2 separate regions of the Homo sapiens genome follow, and region 2 is linked to region 1. Evidence: chromatin loops called from intact Hi-C (ENCODE). Cell type or tissue: Caco-2. All regions are shown on one strand. Region 1 has its middle 64 kb from the start of MIR4277. Region 2 overlaps LPCAT1 (lysophosphatidylcholine acyltransferase 1).

Region 1 (5,000 bases):
GCTGCCGGGATAGACCCACAGGGCCTGGGGTAACAGGCAGGGGTTTGGACACTGTCTTTCGAGTGACAGGGAGATGCTGGTGGGCACCAAGCAGGGTGGTGGTGCCATTACCTTGGAAAGTGGAAGGCTGCTTCTGCCTCAGAGAGCCATGGGCTGGAGAGAGGCGCCCGTGGGCTAGAAACCTCACACGATTAAAACGCCTATGACAGAAGGTTGGAGGGTGGCTTTTGCTTGTAAACATGATTTTTATTATCATTATTATTACTATACTTTAAGTTCTAGGGTACATGTGCACAACGTGCAGGTTTGTTACATAGGTATACATGTGCCATGTTGGTGTGCTGCACCCATTAACTCGTCATTTACATTAGGTATATCTCCTAATGCTATCCCTCCCCTCTCCCCCCACCCCACAACAGGCCCTGGTGTGTGATGCTCCCCTTCCTGTGTCCAAGTGTTCTCATTGTTCAATTCCCACCTGTGAGTGAGAACATGCAGTGTTTGGGTTTTTGTCCTTGCGATAGTTTGCTGAGAATGATGGTTTCCAGCTTCATCCATGTCCCTACAAAGGACATAAACTCATCATTTTTTATGGCTGCATAGTATTCCATGGTGTATATGTGCCACATTTTCTTAATCCAGTCTATCATTGATGGACATTTGGATTGGTTCCAAGTCTTTGCTATTGTGAGTAGTGCTGCAATACACATACGTGTGCATGTGTCTTTATAGCAGCATGATTTATAGTCCTTTGGGTATATACCCAGTCATGGGATGGTGGGGTCAAATGGTATTTCCAGTTCTAGATCCCTGAGGAATCGCCACACTGACTTCCACAATGGTTGAACTAGTTTACAGTCCCACCAACAGTGTCAAAGTGTTCCTATTTCTCCACATCCTCTCCAGCACCTGTTGTTTCCTGACTTTTTAATGATCGCCATTCTAACTGGTGTGAGATGGTATCTCATTGTGGTTTTGATTTGCATTTCTCTGATGGCCAGTGATGAAGAGCATTTTTTCACGTGTCTGTTGGCTGCATAAATGTCTTCTTTTGAGAAATGTCTGTTCATATCCTTTGCCCACTTTTTGATGGGGTTGTTTTTGTCTTGTAAATTTGTTTGAGTCCTTTGTAGATTCTGGATATTAGTCCTTTGTCAGATGAGATTGCAAAAATTTTCTCCCATTCTGTAGGTTGCCTGTTCACTCTGATGGTAGTTTCTTTTGCTGTGCAGAAGCTCTTTAGTTTAATTAGATCCCATTTGTCAATTTTGGCTTTTGCTGCCATTGCTTTTGGTGTTTTAGACATGAAGTCCTTACCCATGCCTATGTCCTGAATGGTATTGCCTAGGTTTTCTTCTAGGGTTTTTATGGTTTTAGGTCTAACATTTAAGTCTTTAATCCATCTTGAATTAATTTTTGTATAAGGTGTAAGAAGGGATCCAGTTTCAGCTTTCTACATATGGCTAGCCAGTTTTCCCAGCACCATTTGTTAAATAGGGAATCCTTTCCCCATTGCTTGTTTTTGTCAGGTTTGTCAAAGATCAGATGGTTGTAGATGTGTGGTATTATTTCTGAGGCCTCTATTCTGTTCCATTGGTCTATATTTCTGTTTTGGTACCAGTACCATGCTGTTTTGGTTACTGTAGCCTTGTAGTATAGTTTGAAGTCAGGTAGTGTGATGCCTCCAGCTTTGTTCTTTTGGCTTAGGATTGTCTTGGCAATGTGCGCTCTTTTTAGGTTGCATATGAACTTTAAAGTAGTTTTTTCCAATTCTGTGAAGAAAGTCATTGGTAGCTTGATAGGGATGGCATTGAATCTATAAATTACCTTGGGCAGTATGGTCATTTTCACGATATTGATTCTTCCTACCCATGAGCATGGAATGTTCTTCCATTTCTTTGTATCCTCTTTTATTTCGTTGAGCAGTGGTTTGTAGTTCTCCTCGAAGAGGTCCTTCACATCCCTTGTAAGTTGGATTCCTAGGCATTTTATTCTCTTTGAAGCAATTGTGAATGGGAGTTCACTCATGGTTTGGCTCTCTGTTTGTCTGTTATTGGTGTATAAGAATGCTTGTGATTTTTGCACATTGATTTTGTATCCTGAGACTTTGCTGAAGTTGTTTATCAGCTTAAGGAGATTTTGGGCTGAGACGATGGGGTTTTCTAGGTATACAATTCTTACAAACCCACTTTCAACTGAATTTGAGAGCGGGGAAGCTGGGAAGGAAAGCCCAGGTGTAGACGGCCTGGGTCCGCTAGCCCCGGTGCTGGCTGGATCCGGAGGCCTGGTGGGTGTGCGAAGAATTTCTGTCTCGGTCTTTCCCGCCAGGATCACTGAGGCTGAGCATGACCGTGCTGGGCGCGGCTTCCTGCTGGCGAGTTGGATGTCTGCCCCTTCGCCAGCTTTCCACAGGGCCGCTCACGACTCTGGTCTCCACCGCCCTCCAAGGGGTCCTCCCTTCTGTCCCTGCACTGGCGACGACAGCGGTCCGTCCGGCCCCGACAGAGCTCTGAGGCCTCCTGCAAGCCCCGCCACTGCCCAGGATGGAGGAAGGCTTCGGGGAAGCCTTCCCAGGCGGGATTCCGCCGGACCCGGGGGACCATCCACAAGAGAGTGTGGGCAGCACGCAGGACGTCCTGAGAAGACGCTTGCTCAGCTGGAGTGTTTAAAAACAAACCGAATAGCGTCAGCTCCTGGGGACTGCAGGAAGGGAACAGGCTCAGGGCCAGCAGCGCGTAAGCTGCGGCTCCGAACTGGGGACGCGGAGACCACACGGTGGCGCTGTGGGCCGTGTTTCCCGACACTGCAGCGCGTTAGTTCGTTCCCGCGGTTCTCACCCTTAGCCCCCAGCAAACTCTGCAGCAGAGGAAAATCAGATCCACCTGCCTGCGGGGTGCGGGGGAGCTCGCTTTCAGCAAACTCTGCAGCAGAGGAAAATCAGATCCACCTGCCTGCGGGGTGCGGGGGAGCTCGGTTTCAGCAAACTCTGCAGGAGAGGAAAATCAGATCCACCTGCCTGCGGGGTGCGGGGGAGCTCGGTTTCAGCAAACTCTGCAGCAGAGGAAAATCAGATCCACCTGCCTGCGGGGTGCGGGGGAGCTCGGTTTCAGCAAACTCTGCAGCAGAGGAAAATCAGATCCACCTGCCTGCGGGGTGCGGGGGAGCTCGGTTTCAGCAAACTCTGCAGCAGAGGAAAATCAGATCCACCTGCCTGCGGGGTGCGGGGGAGCTCGCTTTCAGCAAACTCTGCAGCAGAGGAAAATCAGATCCACCTGCCTGCGGGGTGCGGGGGAGCTCGCTTTCAGCAAACTCTGCAGCAGAGGAAAATCAGATCCACCTGCCTGCGGGGTGCGGTGGAGCTCTGTTTTATGCCTTGAAATGCATTTGCGGCATCCCGTTGTAAAACTGCCCGTGAACGCAGCGTCAGGCGCTCGTTTAAACAGGAAGGTAGGTGCTCTAAGACATCACTGAGAGAATTAAAAGTAACTACATAGCAGGAACAGCACGATCTCGTTTGAAGATTTTATTTAGAAACACCAAAAAAGGTAAAACGGGTAGTGTTCTCTAGATGGAGGAATAGGAATTCGTTTATTTTCTTATTTTTGCATATATATGTGTAACTTTAACACCAGTACTCTGAAAATCACTGAATATCAGAACATCTTCTTAATATCTGAGTACCCAGGGCGGGTCCGAGGACGTCCCCAGGGAAACTGTCCCTTGTCGGGGTGAGTGGCCCAAAGGGGCCCCTTTGGGATGGGGGAATGGGGACCCTCCCTCCCCAGGGTTTCCCATCCAAGGAATTTCACTGGAGGCCGGAAGGCTTCAGAACAGTTTTTCCTCCACTCTTGGATGATTTTCTTGGACTGCCCCAGACCATACAGCCCCTGTCACTGAGCAGTGTTTTGATGCTGACAGCCAGCTCCAGTTTCTGAGCTACCAGCTTCAGCCTTGCTCCCGGGCACTTGTGAAAAAACCCTACCTGGGCCCCGCGAATCCACATTCTCATGCTCATTCTGATCCCCGGTGACTCAGGGCCACATGGGAGTCTGGGAAGAAACAGCTCTGCCGGGGCAGGAGCATCTGCAGCCATGATGCCCCCAGCCAAAGCACAGAGGGTTGTGCCCTCTCAATGGGAGTGTCAGGGGCAGGGACTGCATCCCCACCTGTCACCTGTCCACCTGCAGCATCTGAAAGAGGTGTAGTTGTTAGTATATTGGCATTACTAGAATCTCATTGCAAAACATTTCTATCACCCTGAAAAGGAGCCCTGGATTCACTCCCAGCTCCCTCTCTCCGCAGCCTCCGGCTGCCCCCAGTCTGCTTTCTGCCTCCATAGAGCAGCTTATTCCCAGCATTTCATATGAACACCATCACAGGACACGTGGTTGCTTTCATGTCTGGCTCCTTTCATCTAATAATTTTTTTTTTTTTGAGGTGGAGTCTTGCTCTGTTGCCTAGGCTGGAGTGCAGTGGCGCAATCTCGGCTCACTGCAACCTCCGCCTCCCAGGTTCACGCCATTCTCCTGCCTCAGTCTCCTGAGTAGCTGGGACTACAGGCACCTGCCACCATGCCCGGCTAATTTTTTTGTATTTTTAGTAGAGACGGGGTTTCACCGTGTTAGCCAGGATGAGTCTCAATCTCCTGACCTCGTGATCTGCCCATCTCAGGCCCCCAAGGTGCTGGGATTACAGGCGTGAGCCACTGTGCCCGGCCTCACCTAATAATTTTTCTAATAATTTATTCAAATAGGCATCAAGCTCCACACAGGCACAAGGGCCAAGAGGTGCCCCCAAGGGCTCGTGTGTGGGGCGAGGAGGCAGGTGGTCCTACAGAGGGGGTGGTCCTGCAGTGCAGGTGAGTGCCGCACATGCTGGTGGCATCACCAAGGCCGGGACTGCGCTGCAGTAACACCCACCTCCCACTGGCTCAAAGCAAAGGGTCTGTGTGTCACTCATGTCGCTGCTGAACCCGGGCTGGGTGGCCCTCCCACAGCCCC
Region 2 (5,000 bases), 130 kb after region 1:
ATGTGATCACTGTTTGTCCCTGTGAAACCCACGTCATTTTGCAACCCTGGGGGATACTTTTTGCTGTATTAAAACCAATGCATCCCTGGCTTCTCAGCCATGTGCCAGCAGCATGAGCTTAGGTGTGTTAAAGGTGAGGTGCTGTTCTTGAACTTCCAGCACAGTCAGCTCCCAGCTTCCCTCAGTGTGGTCTTTCCTCTGCTGTGACTGGTGGCCCTCTAACCTCATCCCCTGTGCCCTCGTCCCCTGTGTGGGGAGACACTGCTGGGGTGGGGGCTGGTACCTGGGGACAGCAGCCTTTTCCAAACCTTGATTTTACTCTTGAATTTCACACTTCCCTCTTAGAGCCAGAGGAGTGAGTTATTTCCTCTTAAAGATATTTGCCACATACAAGCTTAAAAAAAAAAAAGGAAAGAAAGAAAACAGTTTCTCTCCCAGTTCTAAATGTTTTAAAACCCTTGGGGTAGAACCAAAGCTGGGCCAAGGTACTGGAGGGCAAGGGCCCTGGAGCCAGGGAGGGCTGGTGTCCATGCACAGACAGTGGGGATGCCGCCGGGCTGGGCAGGCGTGGATCAGCATGGAATGCCTGGGCTCCTTAGAGTGGAGTCTGTTTGTTCTCCTAGGCTACCCTGGAGGGGTTAGATCCACCTTTCTGCAGCAGTGAGTCATTGTCTCCATCAGGGAAGAGTCATGGTCACCTGTGTGCCATGTGAATCATCATTGTGACATCCTCCTGGGTCCCATGCATCCATCAAGCTCAGCACATCCCAGGCTAGACCTGTCCTGTCCCTGTGCCAGGCTGTCTGCCCAGTCAGTGGCCCCAGGACCACGTGGCGCCTGTGCCATTGGGGAAGTCTCTGTAAAGAGTGGGCTCTCCTCTCCCTCACCTTAGAGCGATCAGGTCATTTCTGCCTCCCCCACAACTGCCACTGGGCAGTGGCCTCCAGCCCCCAGCAGCCCTCCCTCTGTGTCCACAGCTGCACGTCAGGCTGGTCACCTCTGTACCTCCCTGCACTCAGAGGAGTGGACATACTTGCCAGGGCCCACAGCCCCTGCCCACTCCCATTCTACCCACTGGCTGAGCAGGGGTCAGCCTTGCCTCACAGACGTTACTGGTGGTCCAGGGGCTCCCTGCAGCTGGGGGAAGCAGGATGTCCTGGGTGGAGGGTCTCCCATAGCCAGGGACAGGGCCAGGATGTGCTTGGTGGGCTCCCTGGAGATGGTGGCGCAGACCCAGAATTGTGGGGACAGAGGCACTCCTGCAGCTCGGGGGAGTGGGGGTGAGCCAGGATGTTCCGGGGGGCCCCCTGTATTTGCCCGTAGTGTGGAGCAGGGTGTACAGGGCAGGCCAGGGGCTCCTGCAGCTAAGTGGGTGGGACTTAGGCCAGGATGTTGTGTGTGGGCGGCAGTGGGAGGTGGGGGAGGGTCCCAGTATCTGTAGATAGTGCAGGGCAGGGTATACAGGGCAGGCCAGGGGGTTGGGCCAAGATGTTCTGGGGGGCCCCTGTATCTGCGGGTAGTGTGGGGCAGGGTGTACAGGGCAGGCTGGGGGTGGGACTTGGGCCAGGATGTTCTGGGCTGGCGGGGGAGGTGGGGGACCTTGTATTTGCGGGTAGTGTGGCGCAGGGTGTACAGGGCAGGCTGTGGGCTCCTGCAGCTTTTGAGGGTTTGGGCCAGGATGTGCTGGGGGGCTCCCTGTATCTGCAGCCAGTTCGGAGTAGGAAGGGCCGGGCAGGCTGGGGACTCTTGTAGCAGGATCCCCTGATGCAGGATGTGCTGGGGGGCTCCCTGTATCTGCGGCCAGTTCGGAGTAGGAAGGGCCGGCAGGCTGGGGACTCTTTCTTGTAGCAGGATCCCCTGATGCAGGATGTGCTGGGGGGCTCCCTGTATCTGCGGCCAGTTCGGAGTAGGAAGGGCCAGCAGGCTGGGGACTCTTTCTTGTAGCAGGATCCCCTGATGCAGGATGTGCTGGGGGTGGGGCTCCCACCACAGGGGGCTTGGGAGGTGCTCTCCACCAGGGCCCCACTGGCTTTCTGCAGATGTTTGTTAAACAAATGCAAGCAGCTAGAAATGCCACGGATCCTGAATTTCAGGATTCTTTTTACTCAGACCAGGCGGGAGGTCCGGGGAGATTGGCGTTTCCCTGGGCCACAGCTCCGGAGGGCCTGTCTCAGGGCCTGGGCTGAATGGGAAGCGTGCTGGTATGTGTGAAGGTCCTGTTTTGGCTGGAGGTGGAAGGTGGGGTCCTGGCGGAGCACGCAGGGGGACCTTTTTGTTGGAATGATCCCAGGAGCCTGCTTCTCCTGAGCCCCCCACGATGTATCACTGTCTGCAGCGCCTGCATGGTCCACAGCCCCTGAGGTCCTCGGACACCAACAGAGTGAAATGCTGCTGCAGACCTCGGCCTGGCGGCGTGCCTGGCGGCGTAGGGTGCATTCCCAACCTCGGAATTAAAATGTGCAGAATGTACACCTGGGGGTCAGGGTGTGGGGCGTTTGGTTCACTTGACCACCTGTGGGCCCCGTGTGGACTTTGAGTCCCCCAGTGCGGAGCAGACTCCCAGTGTCCTGGGACACAGCCTGGGGCTCAGGACTGACCTGTCGAAGGAACAGTACTGAAGAAACAGGCTGCCTTTCACCGCGAGCGTTTGGCATGGCTCTGCTCTGTGAAGCTGTGAGGCCCGTGCACCTGCGATGGCCCCTCGTGCTGCTGTGGCTGCAGTGCTGGCATGTGGACCCTGTTTGTTGTTTTTGGATATCGCTCACTGGGCAGATGAGGCTGGGGCCTCCCTGTGCCTGGCCTGTGCCGGGCCCCTTGTGCCCAGCATCTCCTGTGCTTCTCCTCCCCTCGGCCTCGAGGACAAAGCTGGTGCCTCCCAGGAGGGCCCTGGCATCTCCAGCCTCTCCCCAGCCGCTGGTGGTGGGGGTTCTGCTCTCGGGCTGCCCATCTGGCCCCGTTCTCATTGGAGCTTCTCCACGGCTCCTGGGACTCCCACCTCCAGGGCCCGTTTCTGCACGTGGGAGCTTTGCCTTGAAAGCTGCCTTCTGAGGAAATGTAATCGCAGGGTGTCCCGCCCCACGGGTGAGAGCCTGTGGAAATGGAGGAAATGTCATCACAGGGTGTTCCGCCCCACGGGTGAGAGCCTGTGGAAATGGAGGAAATGTAATCACAGGGTGTCCTGCCCCACGGGTGAGAATGTAATCGCAGGGTGTCCCGCCTCACCGGTGAGAGCCTGTGGAAATGGAGGAAATGTAATCACAGGGTGTCCCGCCCCACGGGTGAGAATGTAATCGCAGGGTGTCCCGCCCCACGGGTGAGAGCCTGTGGAAATGGAGGAAATGTAATCGCAGGGTGTCCCGCCCCACGGGTGAGAGCCTGTGGAAATGGAGGAAACATAATCGCAGGGTGTCCTGCCCCACGGGTGAGAGCCTGTGGAAATGGGTCAGGTGTAACCGAGTCCCCGCAGCCTCCAAATAGGAATCTGCAGCTAGTTTCTGCTTTTGAAGCTTAGCCTGTGCCCACAGTGGAACGTGTGCAGCCCAGAAGCTTACACTTCTGAGTTTCTGCTCCCTTCCCTCCTGTATTCTTCTTGCGAGCACCTGCCGTGAGCCAGGCCTTGCAGGAGCTGAGCCCTCGGGGTCACCAGGCAGCAATGGAAGGGCCTCCCAGCCTGCAGCCTGTATTGTGGAATCTCTCCTCTAGAGTGTGGGGCTGCAGGTTGGACATGGGGGACGTCATATGTAGGGACCAGAGGGACAGAACTCTGGCTGGGTGTCCCAAACCCTTCAGGGAAGGGGGATTTGTGCAGAGCTTTGCGGGTGAGGAGGCATGAGGACTGTCTGGGAGAGCATGTGGGCAGGACCCGGAGGCCAGCCTGGGGACCGGAGGAGCGGCTCCGGCACCTGCCTGCCATCGGTCATCTTGAAGCAGGAACTGGGGCATCGGCTGTGATGCTCACATAGCCACCCTGCCTGGGCCCTCCCTCCGTGGGGCTCTGCACTCTCTACTCCTGATTTCTCAGCTGAGCTTGCACCTCCACCCCACGCCCTTTTCCCGCAGGCCCACACCAGGATGCCGGCGCGTGCCATCTTTACACGGGCTGCACCTGTGCCGTCTGAGCCAGGTGGTGCTGCGGTTTCCGTCGGTCTCGTTCTGCCTGCACCTGGACACCATTTGTCCAGAGTGCACATTGCAGGTGCTCAGGAATTGTCTGCAGAATGAGTAAGCGTGTTTTCTTTCACACACCTTTTTACTGGTTACTTTCCAACAGCACCAATGTGTGAGCACCATGCCCTGTGCTGGCATCACGGGTGTGAGCCAGGGTGTCAGGGAACGCTTAGTCCAGACAGCAGAGCCCCCCGATGGGAGGAAGACTCCAGGTGAAGGCGTGGGCCATACATAGCTCAGGGGGCCCGAGGGAGTCAGCCCACAGGGCACAGCCTCATTCCAAAGGTCACAAGGTGTCCAGGAATCTGCATTTGTAGTACACAAGGTTGAAAGTCTGAGATGTGGCCCCCCGTGGGCACTTCAGCAAGCTGTGTCTTCTCCAGTGACTGCAGGGTGCTTGCCCCAGATGTTGGGGGTCTATGGCCCTTGATTCTACGGGAAGCATGGACACTGGGTGCTTCAGGGATAGTGAGAGGGAGGCTCTAGTGTGGGACTGCTCTTGGGCCGGGGCCTTGTGACCCTGTGAGCCTCCGTGGGATGATGATGCAGAGCTGACAGTGACTCCGAAGGCGGGTGTGGCCGGCCCAGCGGCTCCATATCTTCCTGATTGGACATGGGGCATGGAGGGCCTGCCTGTGTGGCACCACCCAGCACATAGCCCCACTGCGACTCACGGGGCCGCACGCCACACAGGAGCTCAGACTACTGTGCCTGCCAAGCCCTGTCCGGGTGGCCGTGGGGCTCACTTTACTGGCGAATGAGCAGGGCTCTAAGTGTGGTACGCCCTCTGCCACCTGCTGTGTCCTGGTGGTGATGTGGGGCTGCCCAGGTGG

Evidence for each region. Peaks named below come from ENCODE experiments on the same cell type or tissue, not always from the same donor. Only the 100,000 strongest peaks of a DNase experiment are listed, where the experiment ranks them.
Region 2: a loop joins it to region 1, with 4 times the contacts of the local background. A loop is called at or near these places in 22 of 110 quality-filtered maps.

The regions. Positions count from the first base shown.
Region 1 is chr5:1,642,839-1,647,838 of GRCh38, reverse strand. No RefSeq gene overlaps it. Among named protein-coding and RNA genes, the nearest start is that of MIR4277, 64 kb to the left of the region's middle. RefSeq lists a silencer at 2,824-2,873 and enhancers at 3,822-4,484, 4,525-5,000. In Caco-2, a CTCF peak has its summit at 2,769 (motif pointing right); a DNase peak (open chromatin) is centred at 2,768; H3K27me3 peaks cover 173 bases.
Region 2 is chr5:1,512,042-1,517,041 of GRCh38, reverse strand. The region is part of intron 1 of LPCAT1 (lysophosphatidylcholine acyltransferase 1); the gene reads left to right. Among named protein-coding and RNA genes, the nearest start is that of MIR6075, 3.7 kb to the right of the region's middle. RefSeq lists enhancers at 1-17, 577-1,136, 1,137-1,696, 1,697-2,257, 2,258-2,816 and 2 more and a silencer at 4,974-5,000. In Caco-2, no CTCF peak of the experiment used is centred here; DNase peaks (open chromatin) are centred at 651, 1,481, 2,071 and 2,541.